Regions from separate parts of the Homo sapiens genome. Here region 1 is linked to region 2. Evidence: chromatin loops called from intact Hi-C (ENCODE). Cell type or tissue: ascending aorta. All regions are shown on one strand. Each heading gives the region's core, and the rest is flanking DNA. Links, peaks and the distances in the headings are about the cores only.

Evidence for each region. Hi-C counts contacts between places; a loop is a spot of excess contacts. Peaks named below come from ENCODE experiments on the same cell type or tissue, not always from the same donor. Only the 100,000 strongest peaks of a DNase experiment are listed, where the experiment ranks them.
Region 1: it touches region 2 in a loop (4-fold over the local background); 26 of 110 quality-filtered maps call a loop at or near these places.

What each region holds. Positions count from the first base shown.
Region 1 is chr15:98,671,666-98,677,040 of GRCh38, forward strand. The region is part of intron 1 of IGF1R (insulin like growth factor 1 receptor); the gene reads left to right. Among named protein-coding and RNA genes, the nearest start is that of IRAIN, 24 kb to the left of the region's middle. In ascending aorta, for the core only: no CTCF peak of the experiment used is centred there; a DNase peak (open chromatin) is centred at 2,889; H3K4me3 peaks cover 672 bases; H3K27ac peaks cover 4,822 bases.
Region 2 is chr15:98,724,872-98,730,246 of GRCh38, forward strand. The region is part of intron 2 of IGF1R (insulin like growth factor 1 receptor); the gene reads left to right. Among named protein-coding and RNA genes, the nearest start is that of MIR4714, 57 kb to the right of the region's middle. In ascending aorta, for the core only: no CTCF peak of the experiment used is centred there; a DNase peak (open chromatin) is centred at 2,920; H3K4me3 peaks cover 560 bases; H3K27ac peaks cover 3,093 bases.

The sequences.
Region 1 (5,375 bases), core at 169-5,168, 53 kb before region 2:
GATTTTCAGGCTGGCCATTTCAGGATCAGCCATTTCCCACTTCCTGATTCATAGCTTCCAGGATTTGTAATGCCTGTAGACTTTTTTCTCTTTTGCTTAAAAGTGGCCATTGAAAGAAAAAATAAATAGCAAAATCCCCATCCCAGAAGTTCTACTTCCTGTTGTTGTACTATTGAGCTCTGAAAAACAGCTTTGTAAGTTTAGGCTCTTGTTTGGACTATTTCAGTGGAATTCTTGAGATCTTTTTGTTTGGACAGGCAAGTATGAAGGCGATAAGTCGAAAGAACTACAGCTTACTCAGCACAGAAATGCAGAGGCTCAAATTTAAGTTCTTCCTTAGCTTTATGGTGTGTATATTAATATAATCCAAGCAATAGTGAGTTGCTTAGCCAGGGTGCACAGACATTTTCCACAATGCCAGTTGTTTCCCTCATAATGTTTAATGTTTATTTTTAAAGGACATATTTGGGCACACGTTTCATTTTTGCCTGTAAAAGAATTGGGAATATTTATGATTCTTGCAACAAAGGAGAAGGATCCAAAGTAACCAAGAAAATGATGGACTGGCAGCCTTCACATTTTCCCACAACTCTTTTCATGAAATAAAATGTAGATAAGGCTGGGTGCCATGGCTCACGCCTGTAATCCCAGCACTTTGGGAGGCCGAGGCGGGCGGATCACCTGTGGTCGGGAGTTTGAGACCAGCCTGGCGAGCACGGCGAAACCCCGTCTCTACGAAAAATACAATACAAAAATTAGCCGCGTGTGGTGGTGTGCGCCTGTAGTCCCAGCTACTCGGGAGGCTGAGGTGGGAGAATCACTTGAACCTGGGAGGCAGAGGTTGCAGCGAGACAAGATGGCGCCATTGCACTCCAGCCTGAGTGACAGAGCAAGACTCCATCTCAAAAAAAAAAAAAAAAAAAAAGTGTAGGTTAGCAAAAGTGCCTACAGTTCAAATGCTTCCATGCTAAACGTTGTATTTCTTCCGGTCTCATTTGTGATGAGAGTCATAAGATTTTGAGAAATACAAAAACCTTTCCAGCTTTATAGGATGATAATGGCTTGGCCACTCAAGTAGTTCTGATTGGGTTAACTAATTTTGGTCCAGTAATCATTTCATTTGGGGTGAATGGATTTTTCCCCCCTAAATACGGGTACCTGGAAAGTTGAAGCAGTGAATCTGGTGAAACTTAATCAGTGATTTCGTAAGGGTTAACAAATGTTTCTGGGTGGGATTCCTAATGTCCAGCTTCCTCTGTGTAGCTCAGTAAGTCTTCTTTGGAGACACTAGCCTGCATTGTAAGACTGTCACATGGGAGCATCTTTTTATTTTATTTTACTTTTTTTTAAAAAAATGAGGTCTTTATTATCCTGGCTGGAGTGCAGTGGTGTGATCATGGCTCACTGTAACCTTGAACTCCTGGGCTCAAGTGATCCTCTTGCCTCAACCTCCCAAGTAGTTGGGCTGATAGACATGAGCTACTGTGCCACGTAGCATTCTTGGGGATTATTGTAGGGTCCTTTTGGACCACACATGGTTTTATACTCTGTAGCTGATTGATGTACTGGCATGTCAGTGACATTGTGTGTATCATTACACTATTTGGTTAATTGATGTACTGGTGGAATAGCCATCTTCTGGAGGCTCTTGTTTGCATACTTCTCTTAGTGGCGGACTAGCGGTTGTACAGTAAATAGATGATCATTCTCGCTCTGTTTTACCTTTCCTCAGCTGCTCTTCTAGTAGGAAAATAACAGCCCTCTTAGCTGTAGTCTTCTGGAGGCTCTCTCAATAATAGAAGTGGAAAGAAAAGACTCAAATCCCTGGGCAGTGACTTTTTAGTTGTTTCATTTGCTTTTAAGGCAGAAACACCTTTAACTCTTAGTAGCCTTACAGATCATTTTTGAAAACACCTGTGCTTGCCTTGAATGGGGCGGTGACCACTGGATCCCCCCATGCTGGGTACATGTTTTGCAGTCACAGACACTGCTGGCCTCACCTTTGGTGGTGAAGGAATGTTTCCAATTTCTGCTGATGGTGTAGTGCTCTTGGGAGCTGGGTGCTCTGAATGAGCAGATGGGCATCTGCTTTTTTAAGCGTGCTGTTCATTCTGCAAAATAGTTATTGTGCAAATACCTGATAAGCACCAGGTCTGTGCCAGGCGCTGTATTTTGTATTTTGCATGTCTGAGGCCAGCATCTTTTTCCCTGTTCCTTTTTCTCCTCATCCAGTGAACTTTCCACTGTGGTTGTAGTTTGTCTGAAAAAGATTTGGAAAAAATGTACAGCCATGTTTCTCTTGTCTAGAGAAGCTGTCTTAAGGACTTCGACAAGTTTCATTGGCAGAGTGAATGAGTGGTGGCCTCTGAATAGTTGAAATGTTAATGCTATCTATAGGTTCTAGAGAATCTGTGTCTTTAAAAGTCATAGCGATAAAGTCTCAGCTTTTTGAGAGAGTGGGTTTCAGACATATTTTAAAATACTACTATACAGGAAATCTGATTGTTGCATTGAAACAGGATTTGTTATCACATCACGGTTAGACATACCCAAAAGGCAAAAACTACAGTGGTCATGATGGCTTTACATAAGATTTTGGAGGAGAAACTGTTAGCTCCATGAAAGCAGGAACTGTGTTCACTCTTGAATGCCTGCTACCTGCACATGGTGAATGTTCTATAAATGTATATTAAAGAAATGGAGGTCCTTAGAGTTCCAAGATCACCGTCAATATCATCACCCTAGGCTTCCTCGTCCTTCCAGTTACTTCTTTTCCAGAAGAGTCCATTGCCTCCTTTATATGAGGTCTACAGAGCGCGTTCAGAGGGCTCTTATCATTGATTCAGCAATCACGTGTACACATAGCACTAGAATGACTTCACATATTTGACCTGTTTAAAAATAACGTGCAGCTATGACGAACAGCGAACCTTTGATTAGGGACACATTTGCCTGCCGCCAGACACTACAAGTATTATGTGTATTGCTTTTTTCAAATTATAATAGTAATAGATGATTATGAGAAGAAAATTAGAAAATAAGTTTTCTGTCTCTCTATAAAAGGAAAATAAAAATTATCCTTAATCTCAAGGTAACCATTGTTAATATTTTGTTGTGTTTTCCTGAGATTTTCCCCCTAGACTTATATGTGTATCTATATATTTAAAAAAATGAAATTAGTAGTATACTATGTACACACATATTGTGAATTTCTGCCCATAACATTATATCTTTATCACCTGGAATGAGGTCTTTAATGAAATTATTAAAATTAAAATTATTCTATAAATGCTAAATTTAGGTATTTTACAATTTTTTTTTTTTTTTTTTTTTTTTGAGACAAAGTCTTGCTCTGTTGCCCAGGCTGGAGTGGACTGCAGTGGTGCAATCTCAGCTCACTTCAACCTCTGCCTCCCAGGTTAAAGCAATTATTCTGCCTCAGCCTCCCGAGTATTTGGGACTACAAGTGCATGCCACCATGCCTGGCAAATTTTTGTATTTTTAGTAGAAACGGGGTTTCACCATGTTGGCCAGGCTGGTCTCAAACTCCTGACCTCAAATGATCTGCCCACCTTGGTCTCCCAGAGTGCTGGGATTACAGGTGTGAGCCACTGTGCCTGGCCCATTTTATAATTTTGATCATTAAAAAATGATGTGATAAAATTATTGTGTATTGTTGTTGATACACTACTCTGATTAATTCTTTGGGCTAGATTCCTAAAAGTGGAAAGTAAGGAATAAGAATTGTGTAAGTGTGCATGATCCTAGATAAATATTGCCAAAATATTTTGCAGAAAATTCTTAGTTTCAGCTTCCAGAAGCAGTGTCTGTCATCCATACTCCACCAGAATTGAACACTAAATTGAGCTTTGCAATTTTAGCATTTAAAAAGTTGTATCATTTAATATAGAATAGCAGTCTCTTCATTATGATCTTCCCTTGCCTAGTAAGTTTATACTCAAGTCAAAATCGGTTAATCATGCATATTGATTCCTTGTTTATCTTTTTCTTTTAATTCTTTAATACTTCTAGAATGTATTTGTAGTTAAGTGAAGTAAGATACCTCCTCCTGTTGACGATTTAGTTTCCCCACATTGTGCTGTTTTTTTTCTTCACTGGATTATGTAACAATATCTTTTCTTTTTTTTCTTTCTTTCTTTCTTTTTTTTTTTTTTTTTTTGAGAGAGTCTCGCTCTGTTGCTCAGGCTGGAGTGCAGAGGTGTGATCTCTGTTCAAAGCAGCCTCCCCCTCCCCAGTCCAAGTGATTCTACTGCCTCAGCCTCTTAAGTAGCTGGGATTACAGGCGTGCGCCACCACGCCTGGCTATTTTTTTATTGTATTTTTAGTAGAGATGGGGTTTCCACATGTTGGCCTGGCTGGTGTTGAACTCCCGGCCTCAGGTGATCCGCCCACCTCACCTTCCCAAAGTGTTGGGATTACAGACGTGAGCCACTGCGCCCAGCCTAGAGACTCTATTTTATTAGTGTTTTTTGTAGACAAAGTCTCACTCTGTTGCCCAAGCTGGAGTGCAGTGGCGCCATCTCGGCTCCCTGCAACCTCCACCTCCCGGGTTCAAGCAATTCTGCCTCAACCTCTCGAGTAGCTGGGACTACAGGCATGTGCCACCATGCCCGGCTAATTTTTGTATTTTTAGTAGAAATGGGGTTTCACTATGTTGGCCAGGCTGGTCTTGAAATCCTGACCTTGCGATCCGCCTGCCTCGACCTCCCAAAGTGCTAGGATTACAGGCGTGAGCCACCGCTCCTGGCCGAGACTCTATTTTAAAGCTGTCTTCTCCCACTGATTTGCCTTTTGTTTGTGGTAAAATCATTTTGTCTTAAACACTGTAGCTTCATTATACATGTTAACATCTGCTAGGAAGAATCTCCACTCAGGTTAAAAAAAAAAAAATTTGAAGCACCATTATTTCAGGTGAACTTTGTGTGTGTGTATGTTGTTTTGTTTTTGCAATTCTTCTCCGCTACTCTTCCAAAAAAGAAAACACAAATTCATTAGGTTTTGATTGTTAATAAATCAGTTTGGGAGAAAACATTTCCAGATATTTGAATTACTCATTCAAGGACATTTCGTGTTTCTCCATTTACTCAACTATTATCTATCTATGAAGAAATCACAGAAGGTCATAGAGGTTGTATACTTTTCCTTTTGGGTTATTTCTGGTTAATGAATGCTTTTTGTTGCTAATGTAGAAGGAATCTTTATTCCCCATTGTTTATTTTATATTTTTAAATTTTTTTTCAATTAAAAAAAATTTTTTTTTCATTCCTGAGACAGGGTCTCGCTCCGTTACCCAGGCTGGAGTGCAGTGGTGCGGTCATGACTCACTGCAGCCTTCAGCTCCTAGGCTCAAGTAA
Region 2 (5,375 bases), core at 71-5,070:
TCGGCCCTGGAATAGAGAAGTTCAGTGAGAACCTCTGTACTCCATGGGCATTTTCTAGGAAATAATTTCACCTGCCCTGTGTAATTCTCTGGAAGAATCACAGTGAGTTGGAAGGAAACTTAAGACTTGGAAAAGGATTGAGAGGTTAGCCCAGACCACACCAGGGCTCTGAAGGCCCAGCTGGGGTTAGAACCTGGGACACCCTCCAGCCCACTGTCTCCTGTTCCCTGGCCATTTACTGCCCCACTCCCCTTTCTACTCTCAGGGGCCCTGGATCTAATGAGGGGATTCGTGCAGTTTGCTGCACTAATACATTGCAAGTGGTGCCAACCTAAAGGTATTCTGATGGTGGAATCAGAGCAGTAGCATCTTATTAGGTCAGAATCTGTATCTCCTCTTCCAAGATTTTTACATGATTTAGTGTTTTCTGAATTGGAAAAAAACAAAAACAAAAACACACAAAAAAACCATGTCTAAATCCTAGCATTTCATCCCATGTTGATGAAAGGGCATCTTTTTTTTCCCCTAATCTGTGGTTAGAACTCTCAGAAACTTTTAGAAGATCCCTCCTATGTTTTGGAGGTTTGCAGATTTGAACCCCAGTTCCTCCCACAGTGCTTCTCCAACTCCTGGAATGAGGTAAACCTCCAGGCAGCCTGTTGACCCAACCCATGCATGCCGGTCTTTGGGACTCCTAGATGTGGACCCTGGAGTGAATAGGGATCAGGTGGGAAATGAGTTCCTTTGATCAAGATCCTTGTACCAGTGAACTGACCCCACTCCCCGTCTGGATTCCTGTGGTGATTACCCTCTGTATTAGTCTGTTTTCATGCTGCTGATAAAGACGTACCCAAGACTGTGAAGAAAAAGAGGTTTTAATTGGACTTACAATTCCACATGGCTGGGGAGGCCTCAGAATCATGGCAGGAGGCAAAAGGTACTTCTTACATGGTGGCAGCAAGAGAAAATGTGGAAGAAGCAAAAGTGGAAACCCTGATAAACCCATCAGATCTCGTCAGACTTATTCACTATCATGAGAATAGCACGGGAAAGACCAGCCCTCATGATTCAATTACCTCACCTGGGTCCTTCCCATAACACATGAAAATTCTGGGAGACACAATTCAAGTTGAGATTTGGGCGGGGACACAGCCAAATCATATCACCCTCTTAGCAAGGACTGTGTTCGTGATCATGACTGGCATTCACTGAACAATGACTAGGTGCCAGGCACCTCGCCAGTATTCTTTAATCTTTGCACAGTCTGTAGGGTGGATATGGATATTACTGTTCCATTTTTTGTGGAAGAGGAAATGGAGGCAAGAGACCTGATTATAACTTGTGCAAGGTGCCATGCAGCTAAGCAGCCAGCCCAAATCCAGACCTGCTTTCCTATGATTTTCCTGCCCATTACTCTCCCATCGTAGCTCACCTAATACTTCCTAGTGGGCTGCTGCTGAACACACACCCAGGGATGACTTAGTGGCTTGTCTTGCTCTGAAGAAGGCTAGGCACCATGTTGGATGAGTTCTTGAAGATGTCTTGCTCTAGTCAAGAAACTTTTAAATCTTTGGAGTTTTTGTCCACATCTGCCTAGTTCTTAGTAAACATGATGTGGGTTCTATTAGCATGGCGCCCTCCCTCCCTTCCTACCACCTTTATATGAGCGGAGAACATCTATGACTCTTATGAGAAAGGAAAGATGAAAATCAGAGTGACATAGTATAGTTAAATTGCAGATGCTTAATTATAAAACAGCTTGTTTCTGAATTTTAATTCCTTGCTTTTCTCTGACTTTTTAAATTCCCCTCCTTAGGCAGAATTCATTTTTACATTGATGATTTTTTTTTTTTTTTTTTTTTTTTGAGATAGAGTCTTGCTCTTGTCACCCCGGCTGGAGTGCAATGGTGTGATCTTGGCTCACTGCAACTTCCGCCTCCCGGGTTCAGGCAATTCTCCTGCCTCAGCCTCCTGAGTAGCTGGGATTACAGGCATCTGTCACCATGCCCGGCTAATTTTTTGTATTTTTAGTAGAGATGGGGTTTCACCATGTTGGCCAGGCAGGTCTCGAACTCCTGACCTCAGGTGATCCACCCACCTTGGCCTCCCAAAGTGCTGGGATTCTAGGTGTGAGCCGCCACACCTGGCCTGATGAATTATTTTCATGTGTGGAACAAAACTTTGATGCTGATCAGTGATTAGGTACCTTTGTTTGGTTCATTTTTAACTAAGGAGATTTCTTTCTTTTTAAAACCATTCTTTAATCTTGTAAAAATATCATTTAATGGGTGGATGTTTTAGCTGTGATGAATGACAGGTTGTCGTAAAGGAAGAAAGGTATGTGGTTTCCAGTAAACTTTTAATTCTTTTGCAAAATAAAAATAACAGTCGTACAGAGAGTAAAATATATGAAGAGTCAGGAAGTGATTTATCAAAATCAGATCTTGGACTGCTGGTTTTACCATGAATTAGGCTCTTGGAAAGTGATTGGGCCAGTGTAGGTTTACATTTTTTTTTTCTTGTTTTATTTGTCAAAGCAAACTTGTGGTTGCCTGCCCGTAGTTTAATTCTGCCTCCTTTGGGCAAACAACCGACTTTTACTGGGAGTCTTTCTCAGGGAGATAAAGGTGCACCCTGAAACTCTGCTCTCTGATTCCTCAGCAAAGTCAGTCCTGAGTATGGGGCTTGGGTGTCTCTGCAAGGCCTTGCAAGTGAGATGGGCTGTCACCTGAGCTCAGGTGGGGCTGCTCCTGCCTTGGACAGCCTCCCCAGCTTCTCCTGCATTATACCCAGGGGCTGGAGGGCAGAGAGCAGGTCTTCTTCTGCTGGTCGGGGCAGTCACAGGCTTTCCTCTCGGCCTGCTTGTCCTCCGGGTGGGTCCAGCACCCGCTGGGATTCCTGTGGGCTTAGTCACTGTGTGGCGGCGGCAGAAGGACTGGGGAAACCGCCGGCCGGCCCTGGTGCGCTGTCACCCCGAAGGAATGCGGGCCAGGCCGGGGCTGCTGGGCCTGGAAAGTTCTCCAGTCCCTGTTGCAGATCTGGCCTGCCGACTCAAAGTAAATCTCTCTTCCCCTTTATTTCCCATCAAATAAAAAAGGAACACGAGGTAGCCACTGTACTCACTGAAGATGCATTGTTTTTTTTTTTTTTTTTTTTTTAAGCGAGCAGCAGCAAGATTTATTGTGAAGAGTGAAAGAACAAAGCTTCCACAGCATGGAAAGGGACCCAAGCGGGTTGCCCTGAAGATGCATTTTTTAACTTGCTTTTTAACTAAGTATTTTTGCTCTGAGCTTTCCTGGATCTGTAAACACACCCCCAGCTATTCAAGATGGGCTTCTTGGTGAAAAGTGATGTGTCCTAGGAGAAATCACGCCTGTTGTTGCCGCTGGCCATCACAGATCCCGGTGCCTGTCTGTGAAAGGCTGGCCGGGCTGGGTGGGGATGAGAATGGTCGGGTTGTCTAGACTCAGCCTGGACTGTCTTTGACTGGAGGGGCCTGAGCTCCTCCTCCACTGCTCAAGACCCCGGTTAAGGGGACAGCAGAGCAGGGATGAGAAGTGGCCCTCTTCACATCACCTCCCAGCAAGAGGGCCTGACTTAGTGCTCCCACCATTGCCAGCCCCAGTTTCAGGGTCCCACTCAGTTGTATTTGAATAGGTCTCATGACATGTGCTTTGCTTGAAGAGCGGCTATTAGCAGCAGACGTTCAAGAGGCTGAGCTCAAGCAGGTGAGCATGTTCTGAGCCATTGTGAACCCAGTGAGGTGCCTATGCTGATGCCCAGGGCCGCCTGGGCGGGGTCAGGCCCCCATCGCTTCTTCATCCTAGCTCTGGGAGTGCATTCTGCACTCTCCCGAGGCCAGCTGGTGGCCTTTGGTGATCACCCTCTCTGTAAGTTTTTAAGTGGCTTCCTTTCCTCTGGTGGAGAAGCCAGCACCTTTATCCTATGACAAGAAAGCTCTTTGTAGTAGGTGGTAGTAGAATCAGACAGATCTGGCTTAAAATCTTGGCTGTGCTACCTCTTGGCTCTGCACATTGGTGAAGAGAATTTACCTTCCTAAGGCCTCTCAGCTACACGACTGTGGACACTCAGCTTCCTTCTAAGGTCGTTGTGAGAGGTAAAGAAAAGGGGTTAGTCCAGGGCCAGACATGGCACAATGCCTCAATGAAATATTAGCTGATACTATCATAATTTTTAAATTCCCATAGGACTCACTGTTAAAGGATTACAAGGCTGACACAAAAAATACTGCATTTTGAATTTGTGTCTGATTTATACATTTCCAAAGAGTGGAATTCTCACTACAACAGCTGTTCTTTGAAAGGTTAGATCTTTGTTCTGAGATAAATTAAGTGGAAAAAGGTGTAGAGCATTATATGTACTCTGATTCTTCAGGGCTTAATTTAAAAAGAGCATGTTTGCTGGTGAATGCTGGTTCAATCATTAAGAAGTTTTTGAGAAGGAATCCCAGAAAGTAATAAGCACTTATTTTTCATGGAAAGGAACCGGAAGTGCTTGGTGACCTCCACAGGTAATCTTGTATTATTTTTGCACTGTTTGGAATTTTTTAACCATGTGCTTTTATTTCTTCTATTCTTTTCAAAGGTCAGTAGGTGTTATCTGGACAATAGGGTTCTGGTCTGTTTTCTGTTTTCTTCATTGTACTGTGCATTAAGAAAAACCCTAATGTGCTTTTTTTTTTTTTTAAGTGAACCTTTCCACATCTCATTGTCCTTCAGTGAGAGCAGGCTGTGTGTGTGGTCTTGGTGAACTGTCCCGTTCCCTGGAGACAGTATCTGGGGGCCTCCCTGCCCTTCCCAGTAAGAGCTGGGCCTTCACAGGAATAGAGGCCTAGGATTCGCCTTCATCCTCTTGAAGAGCCCTAACAGTAGGTCCTGGCTGGGGTCTGGCATAGAATGCCCTTGGCACGATGTGTGTGAGTGTGTCTTTCCTTAGTAAATGGCCTTGAAAATGCCATGTGCTTCTGGCAGGCCTGGATAAGGTTTGCCCTGCATAACCCTTGGAAAGCACAGTTCTCACTTGTAACACCCTGTCTGCAGGTCCATGATATTGTAATTAAAAAGTTATGGGATCACAAGGGCCTATTTAAAGGGCATCTGGTCTAAAGGCACAGTTAAAAGCAGAATTTGTGTCAGTGGCTCCCTTAATTTCTCAAATATGGTTCTGTTTCTAAATTCATCCCACTGGATGTCTGTGTTGAGTTTTCTGTTGATGAAAGAATGTTTAAAAATGAGGCAGATCCAAATTCTAATGTCTGAGTGTACCACTGCTTAATTACTTTGGGCAGGTCACCTCACCTCTCTTGGAAAGAAAGGTGATATACTACATCTGTGATTTTCAATTTTTTTTTTTTT